Regions from separate parts of the Homo sapiens genome. Here region 2 is linked to region 1. The links are chromatin loops, found by intact Hi-C in ENCODE. Cell type or tissue: heart left ventricle. All regions are shown on one strand. Links, peaks and the distances in the headings refer to the core of each region. The heading gives the core; the rest is flanking DNA. Region 1 overlaps RHOBTB3 (Rho related BTB domain containing 3). Region 2 has its middle 21 kb from the start of RHOBTB3.

Region 1 (5,378 bases), core at 284-5,283:
TAAGCACTCTCACACTCGCCTTTGAGTTAAAGTGCAAATCTCTGCTCTACCATCATGTGGCAAGTAGGGCTGTGAATACCAATACCAAAATACAACACTGTTTCAAGACTTGAGATTTACATATATAATCTCTAGCAGAGTTGCTGCCAGAGTCAATGCTATCATATATATATATATGTAATACAAATGTCTCAATACTAAAAGATTCAATGGATCAGAAGAGATTTGGATTTTGATTTTCACAGTCTGAACTTCTTGATTCTAGACTAGAACATTAAAAACATACAGTTGTATCAAATTTGCAAGAAAAATTAAGATATAAGCATACTTAATGCTGACAAGGATTTGTTTGTATGAAAACAAGCACTTTCATACACTGCCAATGGGAATGTAAATTAGTACAATGTTTCTGGACATATACAATTTCATAGCATTTATGATGTCTTACAGATGTTCCTATTCTTTGACAAGGAATCTATTCCAAGGACATAATGCTAATTTCAGAGTGAGATATTTACATTAAATCTTCAATGCAGCTGTTATTTCTAATAATGAAAATAAAGGAGATACCTAAATTTACACCTACAGTAAGAAAATAGGATATAGCCATATAATGACATTAAAAATGTTAACAAGGGGATTCTAATCCAGTGTAAAGTGCTTAAGACATAAGTTTAAAAATAAAAGACACACAATTGAGTAGACAGTATCTATTTTCCCAACCCCTTTTTCTAAGCAGAGGAAAACTGACTTGAGGGAAATTATGCCAAAATCAAACTGTGATTGTTATTAGGGCATAGGATTATGGGTGATTTTTATTTTTTATTTTTTGCATCTTTATATATTATCTGACTGTCCTACAATGAGCACTTACAACATTTTTCTAATCATCATGCCCATTTCATTTTCTAAAAAAAATGTTCATAATATGGAATATATCTTTCCTGACCTTTTTAATTCACTTATGAACAAAACAGACATTTTCTATAAGTGTGATCATTCTGTGCACACTTGGTTAAAACAATTGTATATGACTTTCATAATCAGAAAAAATTAAAGTTTCTTCATGAAATTCAACTATTTGCTATTCAAGGAGATGAAGTAGATTGGTGATTTGCTGAGTCATCTGCTTATTTCCTCACTCAGAATGCCTCTGGTTTTTCTACTTCTCCCTATACATTTTGGAAGAATTCCAAAGGTACATCAGAGAAATGGCCCTGGTAAGCTGAGCCTGCTTCCAGAGTGACCACAGTGAGGCAAATTCAAACACGCTCCATTTCATTCAGTGGGCTGGTGGTCACATATTTTAGCCATGAAAGGAACAAGAATTCACTCAACTTCTAACTCAAAATTTCTTCTTAGTTTTCTCACTGCTACCCTGCAAGTAGTGCAAGAAGAATCAAAGAGGGATGGCTATTAGTTACATAACTCTTAACACTAAAAAGAACCTCTTGTTATCTGTGTGGTTCGTCACCCTCTTCACTTCACAAATGAGACTTGAAGACAAGAAATGTCAGGTGACTTGCCCACAGACACACTGGTCAAGACGCAAAGCCAAGGCTGGAACTGGGGCCCATCCTGAGGAAATGACACTGCTGCTGCTGCCTACAGCTCCCCTCCCCAACTCTCAGGAGCTGGTGTGCCTTGCCTATAGCTGGCCTTAGAGAAGCTGCTCCCAGATCCTGCCTCCACCATTCCTGCTGTTCCTTGCTTCTGACTCCTAAGAAGACTTGGTTTTAGAGCTAGGGAAGCAATGAAGAGCACCACAGCAGTTGCTGCACATCATCAGCACAGACATCCAGCCAGCCCTTCCTGACCCCAGCCCTGCATAAAGGGTGAAAGGGGAGCAGGTGCCTACAGTAGGTAGAATCATGGAAGAAAAGCACGCCATTAGGAGGAGCAAGGATTCACCACATCACTGCTTATCTCTCTTTTTTAATATGACATATATTTTCATGTGCTACATATTCCCTTCGAAAATCTTTTCAGTGAGTTATGCTAACATAATGTTTGATACCAATGCCTCCTATGCAAATTATAAGCAAATTTGGTAGCTATTTTATAACACAGCAAAAGAGAAAAGGTGGGGATGGGAGACAACCCCTAATTCATTAATGTATGATGGGGCCAGGCATTCATATTCAATTTACTTGAAAAAGATTGCTCTCAAACTATGCTGCAAAATGAACATCGCTGGCAAAGAGATGGACCCTCTTTCATTTCACAAGTTTATTACAAGGCAAAGTCTTCTTCAAGCACATTTATGCTTCAGTGGTGGATTCCCAAGTTTAGGATGATTAATCTTACTACCAATAGCCATTTATTAAAGGCAAGTCACAGTTCTAGGGACTGTAGGAGACACAGCAATGTAACAACATAGATCCTTTATTAGTGGAAATTTTAAGTTTCCTCCTGCGACCAGGAATTATGCCTTCCTTCTCACAGTTAAACTTCTAAAGCACACACACAAAGAATGAGATTAGTCATTTAGAGAATAACCCAAAATTCCAGAGTCTTAGGGGATGACTGAGGGGTTTGGGAACATCCGAAACTCCAATCAAGAGGACCTAGGTTAAAAAAAAAGAGCAGACAAAGGTCTAAAACATACTCATGACCTAGGAAGTAAATACCTAATCGAGTATGCTGTACCTAATTTGTATCAAATACTGTGCAAATGTTAAGAGACTGGTCAGCCCTGGCCATGGAACCAGTAGCTAGAACATCCAGGAAGATCAGAGATGCTTGGTCTGGTTAATACAACACTATGTTATAGGACGGAAGACATCTACCAGAACTCACCAGGCCCTGGATCAAACACCACTAGACACTACTCTCATATGTTCACCATATAACCTTCAGATTACCAATTCTTTTTCTGGTTATGAAAAGCAGTGCCCTAGGTTGTTATAATGGTCACTGGAATGGTTTGCCCCCACCTTATCTCCATCTTGCAGAGTCTGCTCAGTGTGAGTCCAATCAACCCTAAATCACAGGTGACCCCAGTGCCAGGAAGTCATCTGGAAGACAGCATTCAGCCATCTCCAGCGGCATCATTCTCCTTCTTTCAGAATGCAGAAACTGATTCGATCTCCATAAACTAGACTTTTTTTTTAAAAGCTAATTTTAGAAAGGTGGAAATATTTTTTAATTTACCAATCATATTTCTTCTTAACAATGGATGTAGTCTTTTCTGTTGAAATGAGAAGCTTCTTAGATGATTGTACAAAATTATCTATTCCTGTGTTTCTCTGGTATGGATAGAGCGTACCAAACACTTTTAGTAAATGTCTTCATCAACAGACAGTTTTCTCCTAGAAGCTAATGAGAGAATTCTGTAATCACCAGGAGCTTTATCCCTGACTAGGCGTGTCCTACCTATAATGAGTAATTTATGAAAGTTGTCTTTAGATAGACACTTTGGATCTTTATTTAGGCAACAAATAAATCAAGGTGTGATCATATAAGGGGCTTAGAGCCAGTTATAGGTCTCTCTAAAATGACGAAAGCATGATATAAAGTCTGTGTCCTCTTGTTAGCTTTTTTCCCAGTTGTTTTTCTGTATCTCAAGGTCACTCTTGCTGCCCTACTTTCAGCGTCCCAGGCTCACACTGCACACAGGGCTGGCCGTGGCTTGTCGGAAGGTACATTGGAAAGTTTCCATTTCCCTGTCTTGGCAGATGACCAAAGTTAAAAGTAATGTGCATCTTTCTGAGGAAATATTTTTAAAAGTAAATGACTATTGTTCGCTGCTACACAATTCTACTATTAAATTAGATTATATCTTCCTTTTAGTAATTGCCCATCTAAAGTTCTACTCAGATTTTCACTGGAAAACAGCTCCTTCGATCTTTCTTGCCTAACTGAAGGTATCTGACAATTCATTCTTTTTTAACTTTAAACAAATCTGTATTACATAAAGGTTGTCACATAATTGGGTATTCCTCTACTTTGTACACAATTATTCTTACTCTCCACAGAAAAGCTGCTTCTTAACTTCTCATCTGCTGTTAGCAAGCACTAAAATCCTGACTTTAACAGCATAGTAGTAAAAATGCCTCAGTGATTTAAGCTTAAAGCAGTACATGGGTACGTGGCTCTTTCACCCAGTATCAGGAATGTAAAAATGTTTTTTTTTTTCAAAAATACAAAATAAATTATTTGTAGGCATGGACAATGACAGCAGTAAACTGCTATTTATTGTCAGCTGAAATCAGTAACTGATGGTTGTAGTGATTTTTTAAAAACATCACCCAGCATTTTCTTCAGTCATTTTCTTCAAATGACTTCTCTGTAGTTACTGGTGAGAAATACTGCCTTGAGCTTCCTATCACCGTTCATTAATAAATGTCAAGCCCTATTCTAGGAATCAGAAATGCCACCTCCCATCCCACCTACCGCACCCATTCCAGGGTCCTTCTCTTCTTTAGGAATTTCTGTGACTTCTGCTGTAATTAATGGAGAAGCCACCCAAGCAGCATCTAATAAAGCAGTTCTCACATCCTTCGTTGGGCCAATGATTCCTCTTCCACCATATTCACAAAACCCCCAACCATAGCTCATAACCAACTTCTGAGGAACGCTGCACAATTGTTGTAACTACCAAAGATCCTTCAACACCTGCATTCTTAGCAGTGGTCACTGCCAGAATGTTGAATATTCTTTTAATAATTTCTATACCAATTTTTTATTTTTATTAGTTGGAGTTAATGAGTCCAAGGCTGGAATGAACTGAAGCAAGGCACAACCCCATCCCAGAATGATGTCTTCTTCAGTAGCAGCTCTTATAGCATTAAGGGCATCTGTAACTCTGTCTTTCTTTTCATTAGTTTTGACATCACTTGTTACACCAACCTTCAGCACAGCTACTCCATTTTAAAGTTTTGCCATTCATTCACTTTTCCCTTTTCATATTCACTAGCTGTGATATCTAACTGCTCAATGATTTCTTGAATACAATTTTCAATTCAAGACTTGTCACCATTTCCTTTAAAGAGCATAGCATCACCTTTGGTCCCAATGACCTCTCCAACTTTTCCTGTGTTATGAGGCCTACCCCCTTCTCCAAACACTGCACCACCAACAGCAAGAGCCATATCTTTAAGCTGGTTCTTTCTATTGTCAACAAACCTGGAGCTTTTACTGCTATAACCTGAGGACCAGCTTTTAGCCTATTCAAAAGGAAGGTTCATAGAGCTTCTCCATCAACATCTTCAGCAATGACAACCAAAGGTGTATACTGAGCACTGGCAATTTCAAGAGTAGGTACAATAGACTGGGCACTAGACATTTCTGTTTCACTCAACAGAACATAGGCATCCTTGAATTCATGTTGTTGACCTTCTGATGTATCAATAAGTTATGCAAAAATTTAGCCTAAT
Region 2 (5,378 bases), core at 239-5,238, 62 kb after region 1:
ACAGGAAATGCATGAGATCTATATGAAGAAAACTTTAAACATTGATAAAAAAAGCAATTAAAAAAACTGAACATGGAAAAGGCATTCCCTGTTTGTTCTAGTTACTATTAAGATAACAAATAAAATTATCCTAAAGTTTAGGGGCTTAAAACAGCCATTTCATTTTACTGACAAATTCTGTGGGTCAGAGGTTAGACAGAACACAATAGGAATGGCTTTTATCGGCTCCATGATGTCTGGGGCCTCAGGTGGGAAAACTCAAATGACTTGTGGTGATTCAACATCTTCAAGTGGCCCAGTGACTCAGGCTGGAATCATCCTGAGGCACCTTCACTTTCTTGTCTGACAGTTGATGCTTGCGGTTGGCTAGGACTTCAGCTGGGGCTGATAACCAGATGCCCTACACACACCCTGCCCTTGCATTCCTCACAGCATAGAGGCCTCAGGGTAGTTGGACATCTTACATGGTGGCTCAGGGGGTACAGAAGTGAGTGTGCCAGTGAACAAGGAGAAAGTTGCATCACTTTTTACAACCTAGTCTTAGAATTCACACAGTGTCACTTCAGCTGCATTCTACCAGTTACAACTCAGAGACAAGATGGCTCAGGTTAAAGGGGCGAGGACATAGACCCCATTTCTTAATGAGAGGAGTATCAAGGCCACATTGTGGGATAGGAAATATTGTTGCAGCATCTTTGGAAAACGTAATCTGACATGCATGTTCTTGGATGAAACAGCTTGCCATCATTTGAATCTCAATTTTTTATTAGTTAATATATAAATCTTATGTGAATGTCCCCACGCCCAACTTACATGTAATTGTTGTCCAGTACTTTAGCATTCTTTTTTTTAACTGTAAAACTTAGTCATTTATGGAGTCCCGGCCTTGCAAGGGTTGGAGCCCCCTCCAGTGCATGCTGAAAAATTTTTCTCTTGGTTTCTCAGAGGATTATGGAGTCCGCCTTAAGAAAGGCAAGCTCCGGACACTCTGTAAAGTAGAATGGCCCAAGTTTGGAGTTGGGTGGCCCTCTGAAGGGTCATTGAATCCTACAATTGTTCAAGCCGTGTGGCGGGTTGTTACCCAAGCTCCCGGCTATCCTAATCAGGTTCCCTGTAAAAATCAATGGTTAAGTTTGGTCAGGAATCCTCCTCCATGGCTCCGTTCATGCGCCATTCACAATTCCACCTCCAAAGTCCTCCTGAGCCAGGCCGCGTTTTCGCCTCAACCCTCTGCCGGTTCGGCTCCCCCTGTACTGCCTCCCTCTGAAGAAGAGGAGAGTCTCCCTCACCCAGTCCCACCGCCTTACAACCAACTTGCTCCCTTAGGGTCGTCCCATATCTCCTTGACGACGTCCCCTGTGGGCTCGCCACCCATTGCCTCTCGACTGCGGCCGCGGCGGGAGGAAGCAGCCCCTCTACTACCACTGAGAGAGGCACAAGTCCCTCCGGGTGATGAGCGCTCAGCCCCCTTCTTGGTTTATGTCCCTTTTTCTACTTCTGACTTGTATAATTGGAAAACCCAAAATCCTGCCTTCTCTGAAAAGCCCCAGGCTTTGACCTCACTGTTGGAGTCCATACTCCAGACCCATCGGCCCACCTGGGATGACTGCCAACCGCTCCTTTTAACTCTCTTTACCTCTGAGGAGAGGGAGCGTATCTGGAGAGAGGCCAGAAAGCACTTCCTTGCATCAGCCAATAGACCGGAGGAGGAAGCTAGAGACCTCCTTGAGAAGGTCTTTTCCTCTACCCGGCCTAACTGGGACCCAAATTCCTCAAGTGGAACGAGAACTTTGGACGATTTTCACTGGTATCTCCTCACGGGTATTAAGGGAGCCGCTCGGAAACCCATAAACTTGTCTAAGGCGACTGAAGTCATCCAGGGGCCCGATGAGTCACCAGGAGCGTTTTTAGAGCACCTCCGGGAGGCTTATCGGATTTACACCCCTTTTGACCCGGCGGCCCCCGAAAATAGCCGTGCTCTTAATTTGGCATTTGTGGCTCAGGCAGCCCCAGATATTAAAAGAAAACTCCAAAAACTGGAGGGATTTGCTGGAATGAATATCAGTCAGCTTTTAGAAATAGCCCAAAAGGTTTTTGACAACCAAGAGTTTGAAAAACAAAAACAAGCAACACAGGCAGCTGAAAAGGCTGCTGATAAAGCATTCAAAGGACAAACAAAAATCTTAGTGGCGGCTATCCAAGAGGTACAGAATGAAATGGCCCGTTAATTTGGACAGACACAGAAGAACAGGCTTTTCGAAACCTGAAAAAGGCATTAACTGAAGCCTCTGCTTTAGCCCTCCCTAATATCTCAAAGCCGTTTCACCTGTTTGTCCATGAAAGCCAGGGAGTTGCTAAAGGGGTGCTTACTCAGACTTTAGGACCCTGGAGACGCCCAGTGGCCTATTTATCTAAGAGACTGGATCCCGTGGCCTCTGGATGGCCAAGTTGCCTGCGAGCAGTAGCAGCTACAGCAAGCCTAGTCCAAGAGGCTGATAAGTTAACTCTGGGCCAAAATTTAACCCTTACAACTCCTCATGCCATAGAGACTTTACTTCAAAGTGCTTCTGGCAAATGGATGTCAAATGCTCGCATCCTGCAGTATCAGTTTACTGTTAGATCAGCCTCGTTTGACTTTCTCTCCCACATGGTGTTTGAATCCAGCTACTATCCATGACTGTCAGGAACTGTTAGAAACTACCGAAACTGGCCCACCCAATCTTCAAGATATGCCCCTAGAGAAGGTGGACGCCACTGTGTTCACAGACAGTAGCAGCTTTCTCGAGCAGGGAGTATGAAAGGCCGGTGCAGCTGTTACCATGGAGACAGATGTGCCGTGGGCTCAGGCTTTACAAGCAAACACCTCAGCGCAAAAAGCTGAATTGATGGCCCTCACTCAGGCTCTCCGATGGGGTAAGGATAAACGTATTAACGTTTACACTGACAGCAGGTACACCTTTGCTACTGTGCATGTACATGGAGCCATCTACCAGGAGCGCAGGCTACTCACCTCAGCAGGAAAGGCTATCAAAAACAAAGAAGAATCCCCCATCTTCAAAGCCTAACAGATCAAGCAGCTCTCCAGTGCACAACCTGCGCCCAGGTAAATGCCAAGCAAGGTCCTAAACCCAGCCCAGGCCACTGTCTCCGAAAAAACTTGCCAGAAGAAAAGTGTGAAATTGACTTTACAGAAGTAAAACCACACCGGGCTGGGTACAAATACCTTCTAGTACTAGTAGACACCTTCTCTGGATGGACTGAAGCATTTGCTACCAAAAACGAAACTGCCAATACGGTAGTTAAGTTCTTATTTAATGAAATCATCCCTTGATACGGGCTGCCTGCTGCCATAGGGTCTGATAATGGACCTGCCTTCACCTCGTCCATAGCTCGGTGGGTCAGTAAGACGTTAAACATTCAGTGGAAGTTCCATTGTGCCTATTGACCCCAGAGCTCTGGGCAGGTAGAATGCATGAACTGCACCCTAAAAAACACTTTTACAAAATTAATTTTAAAAACCGGTGAAAATTGGGTGAGTCTCCTTCCTTTAGCCCTACTTAAGAGTAAGGTGCACCCCTTATCAGGCTGGGTCATCGCCTTTTGAAATTATGTATGGGCAGGCGCCACCTATCTTGCCTAAGCTAAGAGATGCCCATTTGGCAGAAATATCACAAGCTAATTTATTGCAGTGCCTACAGTCTCTCCAAGAGGTACAAGATATTATTCTGCCACTTGTTCGAGGAGCCCATCCCAATCCAATTCCTGAACAGATGGGGCCCTGCCATTCATTCCAGCCAGGAGACCTAGTGTTTATTAAAAAGTTCCAGAGAGAAGGACTCACTCCTGCTTGGAAGGGACCTCACACCGTCATCCTCACGATGCCAACGGCTCTGAAGGCGGATTGAATTCCTGCTTGGATTCATCACTCCCACATCAAAAAGGCCAACAGAGCCCAACTAGAAACATGGGTCCCCAAGGCTGGATCAGGCCCCTTAAAACTGCGCCTAAGTCGGGTGAAACTGTTAGATTAATTCTTTTTATTTACTTCTCTTGTTTGTTTTCACCTATTATGTCCTCCGTGCCTTCCTACTCCTTCCTCCTCACCTCTTTCACAACAGGACGTGTATTCGTCAACACTACTTGGAGGGCCGGTACTTCCAAGGAAGTCACCTTTGCAGTCGATCTATGTGCACTGTTCTCAGAGCCAGCTCGCACCCATGAAGAACAACACAACTTACCGGTCATAGGAGCAGAAAGTGTCAACCTTGCAGCAGGATTTGGACACTCTGGGAGCCAAACTGGATGTGGAAGCTCCAAAGGTACAGAAAAAGAACTCCAAAATGTTGACTTTTACCTCTGTCCTGGGAATCACCCTGACGCTAGCTGTCGAGATACTTATCAGTTTTTCTGCCCTGATTGGACATTTGTAACTTTAGCCACCTACTTTGGGGGATCAACCAGATCTTCATTCTATAACTCGTGCTCCTTGTCCTAAATTATGTACTAGAAAAAATTGTAATCCTCTTACTATAACTGTCCATGACCCTAATTCAACTCAATAATATTATGGCATGTCATGGGAATTAAGATTTCATATCCCAGGATTTAATGTTGGCACTATGTTCACCATCCAAAAAAAAAATCCTGGTCTCATGGAGCCCATGCAAGCCAATCCGGCCTTTGACTGCTCTAGGTGACCCTATGTTCCAGAAACCCCCTGACAAAGTTGATTTAACTGTTCCTCCACCATTCTTAGTCATAAAAGATACACTCCAAAAGTTCGAGAAAATCTAGATAGGCACCAACAGGAACGAGAAAATAACATCCCCTGGTATCAAAACATGTTCAACTGGAACCCCTGGCTAACTACTTTAATCAGAGTTAGCTGGACCTCTCCTCATCATACTATTAACTTTAATTTTTGGGCCTTGTATATTAAATTGGTTTCTTAATTTTGTAAAACAATGCATAGCTTCTGTCAAACTTATGTATCTTAAGACTCAATATAACCCCCTTGTTATAACTGAGGAATCAACGATTTGATTCCCCAAAAACACAAGTGGGGAATGTAATGCCCAACCTGGTTTTTACTAACTCTGTTTTTAGACTCTCCCTTTTCCTTTAATCACCTAGCCTTCTTTCCACCTGAATTGACTCTCCCTTAGCTAAGAGAGCCAGACAGACTCCATCTTGGCTCTTTCACTGGCAGCTCCCTCCTCAAGGACTTAACTTGTGCAAGCTGACTCCCAGCACGTCCAAGAATGCAATTAACTGATAAGATACTGTGGCAAGCTATATCAGCAGTTCCCAGGAATTCATCTGATTGATAACGCCCAAAGCCCCGGGTCTATCACCTTGTAATAGTCTTAAAGCCCCTG

The links. Hi-C counts contacts between places; a loop is a spot of excess contacts. Peaks named below come from ENCODE experiments on the same cell type or tissue, not always from the same donor. Only the 100,000 strongest peaks of a DNase experiment are listed, where the experiment ranks them.
Region 2: it touches region 1 in a loop (2.6-fold over the local background); 3 of 110 quality-filtered maps call a loop at or near these places.

Annotation. Positions count from the first base shown.
Region 1 is chr5:95,769,694-95,775,071 of GRCh38, reverse strand. All of the region lies in intron 8 of RHOBTB3 (Rho related BTB domain containing 3), which reads right to left. It also overlaps the pseudogene HSPD1P11. Among named protein-coding and RNA genes, the nearest start is that of RHOBTB3, 41 kb to the right of the region's middle. In heart left ventricle, for the core only: no CTCF peak of the experiment used is centred there; no DNase peak of the experiment used is centred there; H3K27ac peaks cover 1,933 bases.
Region 2 is chr5:95,707,576-95,712,953 of GRCh38, reverse strand. It overlaps a transcript of SPATA9 not described here. Among named protein-coding and RNA genes, the nearest start is that of RHOBTB3, 21 kb to the left of the region's middle. In heart left ventricle, for the core only: no CTCF peak of the experiment used is centred there; DNase peaks (open chromatin) are centred at 1,593, 1,933 and 2,433; H3K4me3 peaks cover 905 bases; H3K27ac peaks cover 962 bases.